Regions from separate parts of the Homo sapiens genome. Here region 1 is linked to region 2. A link is an interaction called in ENCODE POLR2A ChIA-PET data of the cell type or tissue named here. Cell type or tissue: MCF 10A. All regions are shown on one strand. Links, peaks and the distances in the headings refer to the core of each region. The heading gives the core; the rest is flanking DNA. Region 1 overlaps DNAH14 (dynein axonemal heavy chain 14). Region 2 overlaps LINC02765 (long intergenic non-protein coding RNA 2765).

Region 1 (5,000 bases), core at 1-5,000, 75 kb after region 2:
AACATTTATGTGTCACAAACTATATTCCTTCTTTTGATTTTTTTTAACCATTAAAAAATGCAAAAGCCATTTTAGTTCACAGGCTGTACAAAAACAAATGGTGGGCTGGATTTGGCCTGCGAGCCCTAATTTGCTGACCTTTGATTGAGACTCAACAATGACACTGTTTTGATAAACTATTGCTCAATATTTGGTTCCCAAATAAACTTCTGCAAAGGGATAAAATATGGGTATTAAAATTTAACTGGGAAAATTATCATAGTCTAGCAATTTAGCCACTTAGAGCTGGGTTTGGAGTCATCTCTGGGCAATCAGGCTTCCTCTGTCTTCCTGGGCCTGCCCTGATTCCCCTTAGCTTCTTGGAGTCAAGTGGTCTTTCAGCAGAAGGTCCATCTAAACTTCCGCTGTTCCAGAAGGCAGAGAGGCAGAGAGAACAGGCACCTAGAACTCTTGACAATCTCCAAAGCAGAGTTGCTGCTTTCTAGTTTGCTACACTTGTTATTTCTTCACTTTTGATTTCAGTGCCACACGCTACCCACCCCCAAACTAAAGCGTGATTTTCTTCTGTGCTCTCTGTCTTTCAACTTGGAGAGAGGAGGCAGAGACTGAGTTTTCCATCTTATCTCAGTATTTTCACTTCTACAGAATTTTTGTCTTATCTTTACCTTACTCCTGACACCAGAGTCCTTTCTTGAGGAGAGTGAGGTAAGGGGAAAAAGCTCCTGTCCCATGCTCACCTTTGAGATTTTTAGAAAGAGACTCCCAAATGGAGCTTGACATCATGCTCTTCAATGTGCTTGGAGTTCCAACAGCAATTTCTTCTTTCTCCACTGTCAGTGGCAGCCGCTTTAGCAAGTCGGATAGAATTTCCATCACCAGTTCATCCTTACTCTGCTCAGGTCTGCAAAAAAAACCAAGAGAAGAATGAGACACAGAACAGGAAGTGGGGAGATGGGGAGAGATTTGTTAAAGGATTCAAGATTACTGGTAGACAGGAGGAATATGTTTAGTGTTCTATACCACTGTAGGATGAGTATAGGTAACAAAAATAGATTATACATCTTCAAATAGCTAGAAGAGAGGATACTGAAAGTTCCCAACACAAAGGATAAATGTTTGAGATGATGGACATATGAATTGCCCTGATCTGATCACTATACATTGTATGTATTGAAACATTACTATGTACCTCAGAAATATGTACAATTATTATGTCAATTAAAAAAATAAAAATTGGCTGGGCACAGTGGCTCATGCCTGTAATCCCTGCAATTTGGGAGGCCGAGGCAGACAGATCACTTGAGGTCAGGAGTTTGAGACCAGCCTGGCCAACATGGTAAAACCCTGTCTCTACTAAAAATACAAAAGTTAGCCAGGCATGGTGGGCGCCTGTAGTCTGAGCTACTCAGGAGGCTGAGGCACGAGAATCACTTGAACCCGGGAGGCAGAGGTTGCAGTGAGCCAAGATTATGCCACTGCACTCCAGCCTGGGTGACAGAGCGAGACTCTATCTCAAAAAAAAAATTTAAAAAAAGAAAAGGAAAGGAAAATAAAATAAAAGAAATCAAGAGAAAAACAAGCTACAGATCTATCTAATGTTAGAGGGTCCTCTGCTTAAGTTCCGTCTGAAGATAAATGTATCTTCACAGAACCACAAAATTATGCTATGGATGATCTTACAGAGACCATGGAATTCATTTCATTTTGTAGATGAGAAACTGTCCAATGTACTTTAGACATTTGCAAGGAAATATGTATTATAAAAGCTTTTTTAGGATTTCTTTGTAAAATAATCATCTGCATGCATCTGCAAGACAATGAAAAAGAGGAGGCAACTAAACAGAGCACGCTGAAGCAGCCGCATGGAACATTCCACTGCTTGCCTCATTCCTGTGTTGACACGAAGGGCTTCTTAATCACACACTCCGCGGGTGGTGACAGGAGGAGCGCGTGTCCAGGCCTAGGTGAGGCTGCGATACTATGCAAAACCACTAAACACTAGAGCTGGAAGAGCTCTTTGGAATCCTTTTAAAGATGATGAAACCAGGGCCCCGGGAGGTGGGAGGACCTCCTTAGACAGTTAGTGGATGAGTAGGAAATGGGGCACATCTCTTTTGAGTTCTGCTGCTCTATTTACTAGCCGGGACTGATTTTTCTTTTTCTTTTCTTTTTTTTTTTTTGGGACGGAGTTTTGCACTGTCACCCCAGCTGGAGTGCAGTGTTGCTATCTTGGCTCACTGCAACCTCCCCCTCCCGGGTTCAAGCAATTCTCTGCCTCAGCCTCCCGAGTAGCTGGGATTACAGGTGCTCACCACCATGCTGGCTAATTTTTTGTATTTTTAGTAGAGACGGGGTTTCACCATCTTGGCCAGGCTGATCTTGAACTCCTGACCTCGTGACCCACCCGCCTCGGCCTCCCAAAGTGCTGGCATCACAGGCGTGAGCCCACCGCGCCCGGCCAGGACTGATTTTTCAACAAACACTCCAGGTTTCACAGTCAAATGAATATTATCCTTCAAGGTAAGCAATAACCTTAAAGCTGCCAAGAAGTATTTAGTCCAACAGTGCTGCTTCCAAACCAGTTTACAGATCGCCTGAGGTCACATGGCTCCTTACTTTGTCATCACACTGTTTTGACTGTAAAGTTGATTTTCTCCTTAGAATTCAACCCAGGTAGCTTCAAATAATTCAAAAGGTCAAAAGGTGTCAAAAATCAAGCTTACCTTCAGAGGGCAAAGATTTGCTACCACTAAGGAAATTACATTGAATATGATAGATGTTTGGATTAAGTCCCACAGACAAGTCTCTAATAAGCAAAGGCAGCAAGACTGGGATAATTATAGCCTCTCAAAGTGACCAAAGGGACATTAATAAGCATATCTAGTATGTTTATTAAAAGCATTTCCTTATAATATGTTGGTATCTTAAATATTTGTAATGTTTAAGAGAATTGGGCCTCGTAATACCTTGTGTTAGATTGGGGTCAGTCTTGTGACCCCAATTAAAAGAGATAATTGAGAAACTGATTTATGATTTTAGGTTGAAATCTTGTTAGATTGATATAAAATATTAGGGAACAAGAAAATTTAAGATTCACCATATTTATTTGATTATTAGATTTATAAAAGTTACTCAAAGATTTGAGAAGGTCTGGAAGACAAATTGAAGTACATTAACTTTATAATGAATATTAATATATTTGAAAATGTTTAAGCTTATAAATGGGGTCAAACATTCAAATATCTTTTAAAAGTGTTAAAATTTGTTAGACGTACAAATTGAAAAATTAGAACTTAAATACATAAGGAACTCATTGAAGTAGAATTTAGTTTCTTTACCATGTAGACTATACTTTTCTATATATCTCTTCAAATGAATTTTTTTTTTAGACAGGGTCTCAGCCTCGCAAGTTACTGGGACTACAGGTGCTCACCACTACACTCAGCTAATTTTTGTATTATTTGTAGAGACAGGGTTTCACCATGTTGCTCAGAGTGGTCTCGAACTCCTGAGCTCAAGCAATCTGTCCACCTCAGCCTCCCAAGGTGCTGGGATTACAGGCATGAGCTGCCAGACCCAGCCTGATAATTTTTGACCAACAATTTTTCCTAGCGAGTTCTTACCTGATCATGAGGTTGGCAGTGGTAGTTTTTGGTTGCATGGCAATCAGATTTTCAATAAACTTTTCGCCCTGGGTCTCCCAGCAGCTCCTGATGGCCTCTGGGTGTATTCCTAAGACCTCGGGAAGGTCATCATCAGGTAAGGACTGGATAATGTGTATGTAGTCCTTTATGCTTGCAGATCCTGGAACTGGCAGACATATCTGAAAATTTAACATTTTGTTAGCTTTTTTCTTCAATCCTGCTACTTCTGAACACTTTGTTGGTTTTTGCCAGAGTAAGATACCTACTTTCAGTAATGCTTGAAGACAATATTTTCCCATGAAATTTTATACCGAAGGCTTTCTTATTTGCATGTGGTATATTATAGACACTGTCAAAAGCAACATTTGGGACTACTGTATTGTAATGTGCATATGATATGCATGTATAACTTTCTTTTTGGGAAAAGAGAGAAAGAAAAAAAAAACGCTTTAAAGGTGAGGGTGATTCTGACCACCCATAGATAATGAATGCAATAAGGCTTGAACAAATCATTTTACTTTAGTGAAACCTATAGAAGGAATGTGAGAATGATCTTAAGAATAATTGACCACTGACCAAGAAGAGAAATGCATTGTTCATATGGTCAGGAAAGTGGGTGATGGTGGCTTTCTTGATATCATTAAGGAAAATGTTGAAGAATTAATGAAGGTCAGAGGGAAAAATCAAATAACAGTCACTGATTAAAAAAATTACCTGCAGAAGAAGCAAGATTATAACAAAAAACAGGAAGAGCTGGCAAGCTGGAACTGTCATAAAATTCCTAGTGTTTTAAAGCAACTGAACAATTGAAATACAAATTTCAGAATACCCTTCTGTCATCTGATATAATTCTGCCAATGCAATTGTATGCTGTATGTTACAGTATACCTTATTCTCTTAGTGCATACTTAATGTAATACTCTGTACAAAACCATGCACATTGTATTCTTTGGGCAATTTAAAATACCCTAAACTTTTTTTTCTTTTTTGAGATGGAGTCTTGCTCTGTCGCCCAGGCTGGAGTGCACTGGCATGATCTCGGTTCACTTCAACCTCTGCTTCCCGGGTTCAAGTGATTCTCATGCCTCAGCCTCCCATGTAGCTAGGACTACAGGCATGATCCACCATGGCTGGCTAATTTTTGTATTCTTAGTACAGATAAGGTCTCATCATGTTGGCCAGGCTGGTCTCGAACTCCTGACTTCAAGTGATCTACTCTCCTCGGCCTCCCAAAGTGCTAGGATTATAGGCATGAGCCACCACATTTGGCCAAAGAATCCTAAATTTAACTAAAATGTTATTTTAAACAGTTTTTTTTCCTTCTTTTTCAGATAGGATCTTGCTCTGATGCCCAGG
Region 2 (8,912 bases), core at 1,730-6,729:
ATTTTTGAGACGGAGTCTCGCTTTGTTGCCCAGGCTGGAGTACAGTGGCGCAACCTAGGCTCACTGCAAGCTCCGCCTCCTGGGTTCACGCCGTTCTCCTGCCTCAGCCTCCCGAATAGCTGGGACTACAGGCGCCCGCCACCACGCCTGGCTAATTTTTTGTATTTTTAGTAGAGACGGGGTTTCACTGTGTTAGCCAGGATGGTCTCGATCTCCTGACCTCGTGATCCGCCCGCCTCTGCCTCCCAAAGTGCTGGGATTACAGGCGTGAGCCACCACGCCCAGCCAGAATATTTATATTTTTATTATTGGTTTGTGAGAGTTCTTCATATATGCTAGAGACAAGTCTCTTAGGCGTATGATTTACAAAACTTTTCTCCATTCTGTGGGTTGTTTTTTCACTGGCTTAATAGTGTCTTTTAAAACACCAAAGTTTTTAATTTGAACGAAGCCCAATTTATCCATGTTTTTCCTTTGGTTGCTTGTACTTTTGGTGTCATGTTTTAAAAACCATTGCCTACCTTGATGTCAAAATTTACGTCTATAATGTTGAGAAAAGAGAACTCTTAGATGCTATTGGTGGGGAAATAAATTAGTTTAGCCATTGTGGAAAACAGTATGGGAGTTTCTTAACAACTAAAAATAGAATTACCGTACAATCCAGCAATCCCACCACTGGGTATTTATTCAAAGAAAAGGAAATCAATATATTAAAGGAATACCTGCACCACCCTTGTCTATTCACAATAGCCAAGATACGGAATCAAGCTGAAAGTCCATCAACAGATGAATGAATTAAAAACTGTGGTATATATATACACAATGGAGTATTAGCCATAAAAAGAATAAAATTCTGTTATTTGCAGCAACATGGAGGGACCTAGAGATCATTGTGTTAGTGAAATAAACCAGACACAGAACTACAAATGTCCTCTCAGTCATATGTGGGAGCTAAAGAAGTTGATCTCATGTCTCGTGCAGGTAGAGAGTAGAATGATAGTTACCAGAGGCTGAGAAACGGGTGGGATGAAGAGAGGTTGAGCTGCTGGGTACAAACATACAGTTAGACAGAAGGAATACGTTCTAGTGTTCGATAGCACAGCAGGGTGACTATAGTTAATAATTTATTATACATTTCAAAATAGACAGGGATATGTGAAAAGTTCCCAACACAAAGAATCGATGAACCTTTGAGGTGATGGATATTCCAGTTACTCTGATTTGATCATTACACATTGTAGGCATGTGTCAAAATATCACATGTACCCCATAAATATGTACAATTATTATGTATCAGTAAAAAAAGCATGACTATATTTTCTGCAAAGAAGTTGTATTAGTCGGAGTTCTCTACAGGGACAGAACTAATAGGAGATATATATATATATATCTATATCTATAGGAGCTTATTAAGCATTAACTCACATGATCATAAGGTCCCACAATAGGCCATCTGCAAGCTGAGGAGCAAGGAGAGCTGGTCCAAGTCCCAAAACTGAAGAACTTGGAGTCCAATGTTCGAGGGCAGGAAGCATCCAGCATGGGAGAAAGATGTAGGCTGGGAGGCTAGGCCTGTCTAGTCTTTTCACGTTTTTCTGCCCGCTTTGTATCCTAGCCACACTGGCAGCTGACTAGATGGTGCGCACTCAGATTGAGGGTGGGTCTGCCTTTCCCAGCCCACTGACTCAAATGTTAATCTCCTTTGGCAGCACCCTCACAGACACACCCAGGATCAATACTTTGCATCCTTTAATCCAATCAAGTTGACACTCAATATTAACCATCACAGAAGTGTATAATTTTACTTCTTATATTTAAGTCTTTGATCCATTTTAAGTTAATTTTTGTGTATGAGGTGAGGCAGTGTTCTAACTTCATTCTTTTATGCGTGGATGTCTAAGTTGTCCCAGCCCCATTTATTGAAAATTGTCTTGGCATCCTTGTCAAGAATTAATTGGCTGTAAATGTGAGAATGTGCTTCTGAACTCTCAATTCCATTCCATTTATCTATATATCTCTATTCTTTTTTTTTTTTTTTTGAGACGGAGTCTTGCTGTTGCCCAGGTTGGAGTGCAGTGGCGCGATCTCGGCTCACTGCAGGCTCCGCCCCCCGGGGTTCACGCCATTCTCCTGCCTCAGCCTCCGGAGTAGCTGGGACTACAGGCACCCGCTACTTCGCCTGGCTAATTTTTTGTATTTTTAGTAGAGACCGGGTTTCATCGTGTTAGCCACGATGGTCGCGATCTGCTGACCTCGTGATCCACCCGCCTCGGCCTCCCAAAGTGCTGGGATTACAGGCGTGAGCCACCACGCCCGGCCTATATCTCTATTCTAATGCTAGGATCACACAGTCTTGATTACTGCAGCTTTGCAGTAAGGTTTGAAATCAGAAAGTGTGAGTCCTCCAACTTCGTTCTTTTTCAGGATTGTTCTGGCTATCCTGCGTCCCTTGAACATCTACATGAATGGGCAATTCCTTTTAAGATGCTTTATTTATTTTTTTTTTTTTTGGATAGAGTCTTGCTCTGTCACCTAGGCTGGAGTGCACTGGTGTGACCATGGCTCACTGCAGCCTCAACCTTCCAGGCTCAAGTGATCCTCCCACCTCAGCCTTCTGAGTAGCTAGGACTATAGATGTACTAATTTTTATTTTTCTATTTTTTCGTACATATGAGGTCTCACTATGTTACCTAGGCTGGTCTTGAACTCCTGGGCTTAAGCCATTCTCCCATCTCAGCCTCCCAAATTGCTGGGATTACAGGTGTGAGCCACTGCTCCTGACCCTTTTAACATACTTTAACTCCTCCTCCCTTTCCCTGTCATCATCCATCTACAAATGGATTGATTAGCTTTAATGGGGAAACACACGTCTCCCCTTTCTTGTGTTTTAGAACAACACTCAAAATTAACAATCGTTCTGAGTGATTCTTTTGTTTAAAGAGCTCTTCTGATTCACTGTGGACTCTGGGGGCAATTGTCACCCTGGTTCTGGTTTTCTGAGACTAGACATAAGGGGTGGGTGGCGTGGGAGAGGTGACAGGAGCAGCCAGCCTGTGTTGAACAACAGTTCTGGCGTTTCTCTGACTTCTCTATCACCCTGGTCGAATGGGTGGCTGAGTCACCAGTGTGTGAATCACAAGTGGAGAAATGTCAGGCAGTTGACAGACTGGTCTTTGAAGGCAGTGGAGCCTGAACGCAAGTGCCTTTCTGAATCTCTGCGGGCATTTATTAAATGCAGATTCCTGGAGCTCATGATTCAGGCATCCTGAGCTCCTAAGAGATGCTAAGTCCTCTCTCTGTAGAGTTTTCACTCTAGTGGAGAAAAGGCCAGTAATAAACAAGCAAACATCAGATACCAATGTTAATTGCAGAAAACAACGATAATGTCCAGAGAGTACCAGGAGGTCTACTTCAGATCAGGTGCCGAGGGAAGATCTCTTAGGAGATGACATTTCAGCTCAGATCTGAATGACCAGAGTGAGCCTCCACTGAGAAGGCTTTTGTGGCTATGAGAGTGCCCTGCCCAGCCAACCTCAGGATGGCTGCTAAGGGTATCTGTGCTAAGCTGACTTGAGCCACATTCTCTTCCAGGAATGACCATCTTTATGTTTTAGCTGTGTTCTTGTCACATTCTCTCCCGTTTGTGGATATTTTTGTGATGCAACCTTGTTTGCTTATTACTCACTAGTGGAGAGAGGTGAGGAGTTGTTCACTTTTTGTTTGATCTCTGTTTTCTCCCACGAGGACACACATTCCCGGAGGGCAGGGGTGCTCTGTCTTGTTGCATCTGTGTTCTCATACCCAGCACAGGTTCTCAGTAAATATATGTTGAATCAACTAATGATGCAGCATCAACTGCTACCAAATTTAGCTACTGATCCTGGCACCTGTTATAACAAATAAACACGACTGTGTGTGATGGAGCATTGCCAACTTCTGATGGGTGTTCTGTTTAATCCAAATGTTAGACTGTGAGGCACATTTTCAAGAGTGCAGGTTTTAGTAACTGCTCTTCCTGTAGAGTGCTGTGTTCTTTTGTGCATAATATGTAATAGTTAGTGAGCATTAACATTTGTTGTGAGATTTGCTACATGTCAGAAGCCATGCCCAGTGCTTAATGCATTATTCCTATTTACCTCTAACAAGTCATATTCATGAAGGTGCTATCATTATTCTCATTTTATGGATGAAGACACTGTGGCAGCTAGAAGCACTCACTTGCCCAAAGTTGCACTGCTGCCAGATGAGAATCTGGGATTCTCAATCCAGGAAATATGTCTCTGATATGGTTTGGCTGTGTCCCCACCCAAATCTCACCTTGAATTGTAATAATCCCCTCCTGTCAAGGGCAGGGCCAGGTGGAGATAATTGAATCATAGGGGCAATTTCCCCCATACTGTTCTCATGGTAGTGAACAAGGCTCATGAGATCTGATGGTTTTATAAATGGGAGTTCCCCTACACAAGATCTCTCTTGCCTGCCACCATGTAAGACGTGACTTTGCTCCTCATTCACCTTCCGCCATGATTGTGAGGCCTCCCCAGCCATGTGGAACTGTGAGTCAATTAAACCTCTTTCCTTTATAAATTATCCAGTCTCAGGTATGTCTTTGTTAGCAGCATGAGAACAGATTAATACAGTCTCCAAAACTGATGCTCTTGATCATGATGCTATGCCCCTTCCTCCAAATGAATATCTAGAAGTGTCCAGCCCAGTGGATTATTCTGCAGATAAGATGCACCCAAACACATATTTTCCTAAGCACCTGAAATGAGTTTTTTTCATTTTTATTGTGGTAAATATACACAAAATTTATTACTTTAACAATTTTTAAGTGTACAGTTCAGCGGCATTAAGTACATTCACACTGTTGTGTAACCATCACCACCATCCCTCTCCAGAATGTTTTCTTTTTCTCTTTCTTTTTTTTTTTTTTGAGATGGAGTCTTATTCTGTCACCCAGGCTGGAGTGAGTGGCGTGATCTCCACTCACTACAAGCTCCACCTCCTGGGTTCAAGCGATTCTCCTGCCTCAGCCTCCCGAGTAGCTGGGACTACAGGCGCCCGCCGCCATGCCCGGCTATTTTTTTGTATTTTTAGTAGAGATGGGGTTTCACTGTGTTAGCCAGGATGGTCTCCATCTTCTGACCTCATGATCTGCCCGCCTCGGCCTCCCAAAGTGCTGGGATTACAGGCGTGAGCCACCGCGTCCAGCTCCAGAACGTTTTCATCTTCACAAACAGAAACTCTGTATCTGTTAAATAGTAACGCCCCATTCCCTTCCCCCAAGCCCTGGTAACTCCCATTTTACTTTCTGTCTTGATGATTTTGACCAGTCTAGGAACCTCGTTTAAGTGGAATTCTACAGTATTTGTCTTTTGTGTCTGGTTTCTTTTACTTAATTATGCTCTCAAAGTTTGTGCATGTTGTGGCAGGTGGGGGCATGGTCTTCCTTTAATGGCTGAGTGATATTCCATTGTATGTAAATACAACGTTTTGTTCATCCATTCACCCACTGAGGGACACATGGGTGGCTTCCCCCTTTTGGCTATTGTGAATAATTCTGCTATGAACATGGGTGTAAGAAGCATGTTCTATGTATTAATTAAGGAAATCAAGGCCTCACCCAGAATGTGTCCTGGGGCTGGAAGGGCAGTTGGGGTCCTGAGGGTGACCTGTCTGCCCGTGGCCCCCGAGCTGGTCGGGAGAAGGCGCCATAATTTTCATGTCCTGTGCCCTCCTCACCCACCACAGCCCTTAGCCATATCTACACCACTGCCTTTCCCACCAGACGGTGAGGCCCCAGGACAGAGACTGGGGTTTTTTGTTGCTGCTTCACCGCCCCCGCTGCTGGCCCCTGCAAGCGCCAATTCTTGTGGTGCACGAGTTCCCCAGGAGAGGGGCCTCTGCACTACTGCCGAACGGAGCCCAGCACAGGTAAATAGTGCCAAGATTTGGGGAGAGCACCCTGAAGCGGGGTGGGCGCGGGCGTGGGCAGCGGGCAGATACTTGCAGCCCGCTTGGCACTGGGAAGCACCCACTCCCAGGCTGCTTTAGGGGGCGCTGCTGCTCTTGGACCCCAGAATGGCTGGACCGAGTGTCCCTAACCCAGCTGGGTGCCACTCTCAGAAGGCGCTATGGCGCTGACACGCAGGAATCCAGGCAGGCTCCCGCGCTGCCCCCGTAGCCTGACCCTGTTTCCTTTCCCAGTGTCTTTTTTTGTCTTCTTTCCAAACCATCTCTGACAAGTGGGGACAAAGTGAAGGGCAGTCTGAAGTTTTCTGAAGGCCTGGTTCTTAGAAACTTTTATTTTTTTAATTTAAATAAAGATTCCAGGAGATACTGTTCTGTCCTAACAAAGGAGTCTCGCAAGGTGTGTCTCTAAAAGGCCACCACGTCAATGACTCAGCCCTCCATAGCAGGGAGCTGAACCACAGGGGCCTGCAGATGGCTACCATTGCCCACAGGGAGATGCTTCTTTACCCACATTAGCTGTTCAGAGGGTATCTTACCAAACCACAACTGCCTCTGTCCGTGTGAAGGAAGGACAGCAAGCTGCCCAGGGCCACTCTGTGGCATAGCCTATGGAGTCAACTCAGCTCTCAGCCAATCCATGAGCACTTAGCGAGCACCTGCTAGGCCCCACAAGCATTGCTCTAGGACTGGGAATGCAGCTGCGAACAAAACAGACACAAACCCCTGTCCCGCAGGAGCTATTCTTCTAGCCCAGACAGACTGATGGGTGTACAAGGAGTGACATATGTGTGTGGTGGAAAGTGCTCTGCAGGGAAGGAAAGGGACTGGGTCAGGTAATGGGTTGCAGTTTTCAGCAGAGTGGTGAGGAAAGGCCTCACTGCAAAGGCAAGACCTGAAGAAGAGAGGGAGAGAGCCTCAGGAGTGTTGGGGAAGTGTTCCAGTCATGAGGGCAGCATGTGCAAAGGCCCTGAGGTGGAATCCAACAGCACGGAGGCCACTGTGGCTAGAGCTGAGTGAGCAGAAGGAAGAGGGTCAGAGGAGGAGGCCAGTGAAGGGGAGGAGGATTCTGAAGGGCTGTGTGCACCTTGGTAAAAGATGGTGATATGGTTTGGCTGTGTCCTCGAGCTGCTGCGGCCTGACAATGAAACCAAGCTTCCAGCAGAAGTGGAGGCAAGGGCTAGGAGACTGTGGCTCCAGTGATATCATATGAGTCCCTTGGTCAAGTTGAGCCGGAAGCACCAGATCTGTCCCTAGACTTTTTGGTTATGTGCCAGGAAAACAATTTCCTTTTTTCCCTTTTCTCTTTGCAGTTTACTTATTGTTATATACATTGCAGTTCAGAGAGTGCCCCTGCTCACAACTGTGTAAGCAGAGTGAGGGTTTACACGGGCCACTGTGACCTTCCCCTTGACAGGAAGCCCCAGGGCTGCGACAGCAGGACGATGAGCTGGCAGAGCTTCGCACAGGCTGCCTGGAAACTGGCACAGCTGCATTCATCAGAAGAAACAGTTGCAGCCGGGTGTGGTGGCTCACGCCTGTAATCCCAACCCTTTGGGAGGCCGAGGCCGGCAGATCACTTGAAGTCAGGAGTTCAAGACCAGCCTGGCCAACATGGTGAAACCCCATCTTTACTAAAAATACAAAAAAATTAGCCGGGTGTGGTGGTGCTCGCCTGTAGTCCCAGCTACTCGGGAGGCTGAGGCAGGAGGACTGCTTGAACCTGGGAGGTGGAGGTTGCAATGAGCTGTGATCGCGCAATTGCACTCCAGCCTGGGCAACAGAGCGAGACTCTGTCTCAAAAAAAAAAAAAAAAAAAAAAAGAAGAAGAAACAGTGGCTGATGCTTATACATATTTTATTTATCTCACAGTGTGGTACAATGTCATAGCCCTAGATAACTGGAAAAGACGCCCCCTGGAATTCTGGAGAATCATGAGAAATGTGTCAGGAGCTTGTTCTGCCTTGGAGGGGGTCTGGAGGTGTGAGGCATAGGGGCTGCCCCTGGGTAACCTGGATCATCAGCTGCTGCGGGGCATGGCCTGCACCATCCTGCCTCCCCAACTTGGCTCTCTCTGTGTCCCCTGCCACGTCAACCTTCCCATCTTTTCTACTGTCTTCTAAAATCCTGCCCATACTCCAAGGCCCTTCTGGAATGCCACCTCCTCCTGTCACCCTTGCTTGCTAATCCCTGACACGTGACCTCTGTTGCTCCTTTGCCATCAAAGCTTGGCAGTGGTCGAGGGAGGCAGTGCTCTCCAATGAGCAGAGCACAGGCTTCCCTTCCAGGCGGCAGAGACCTGGCTCTGCCATCTTCCCACTGTGCGACTGTGGGCATGTCACCTGACCTATTTGAATCTGATTGTCCTCATCTGTAAAATGGGAATAACACTCTCTACCTCGACATTGCAGGGTCCAGAGAGAGGGAGGGGCCGGGTAGAGGAGACCAAATCAACCGCTTGCAGACTCCTGTGCTCTATCATGGAAGGTTCCTAGGGGCTCCTCCTCTGCCCCAGGTGCTCCTCAGGGGCCAGGAGGACAGAGCAGAGGCAGGTCTGGGCAAGAAGGGTGTGACCGCGCTGAGATATGCACCCGTATAGTTGGCAGTCGGCGCCTGCCTTTCCTTGTTCCCAACCCACTCTAGAGTTCAGGCTCCGGGAGAGCAAGGATGGGTTCTGACTCATCCTGTAAGCTCGACGGGTGAATGCCCAGCCTAGGAGGTGGCATAGAGGATACAGGTGGCCCTATGATTGAATTGAGGTAGTGAAGAGTGGGAATTTTTTTTTTTTCAATAACAAATTGTGGCTGGGTGCAATGGCTCATGCCTGTAATCCCAGCACTTTAGGAGGCCGAGGTGGGTGGATCACTTGAGATCAGGAGTTCGAGACCAGCCTGACCAACACGGCGAAACCCCATCTCTCCTAAAAATACAAAAATTAG

Evidence for each region. ChIA-PET counts read pairs that join two places held together with the same protein. Peaks named below come from ENCODE experiments on the same cell type or tissue, not always from the same donor. Only the 100,000 strongest peaks of a DNase experiment are listed, where the experiment ranks them.
Region 1: POLR2A ChIA-PET joins it to region 2 with 6 read pairs; 2 of 35 experiments call an interaction of 5 or more read pairs at or near these places.

What each region holds. Positions count from the first base shown.
Region 1 is chr1:225,376,060-225,381,059 of GRCh38, reverse strand. It overlaps DNAH14 (dynein axonemal heavy chain 14), which reads right to left. Exons shown (of 86, transcript NM_001367479.1): 79 at 3,624-3,823; 80 at 738-901. Among named protein-coding and RNA genes, the nearest start is that of LBR, 49 kb to the left of the region's middle. In MCF 10A, for the core only: no CTCF peak of the experiment used is centred there; a DNase peak (open chromatin) is centred at 1,949.
Region 2 is chr1:225,449,157-225,458,068 of GRCh38, reverse strand. The region is part of intron 2 of LINC02765 (long intergenic non-protein coding RNA 2765); the gene reads left to right. Among named protein-coding and RNA genes, the nearest start is that of LINC02765, 14 kb to the left of the region's middle. RefSeq lists an enhancer at 1,696-2,196. In MCF 10A, for the core only: no CTCF peak of the experiment used is centred there; DNase peaks (open chromatin) are centred at 3,118 and 3,808.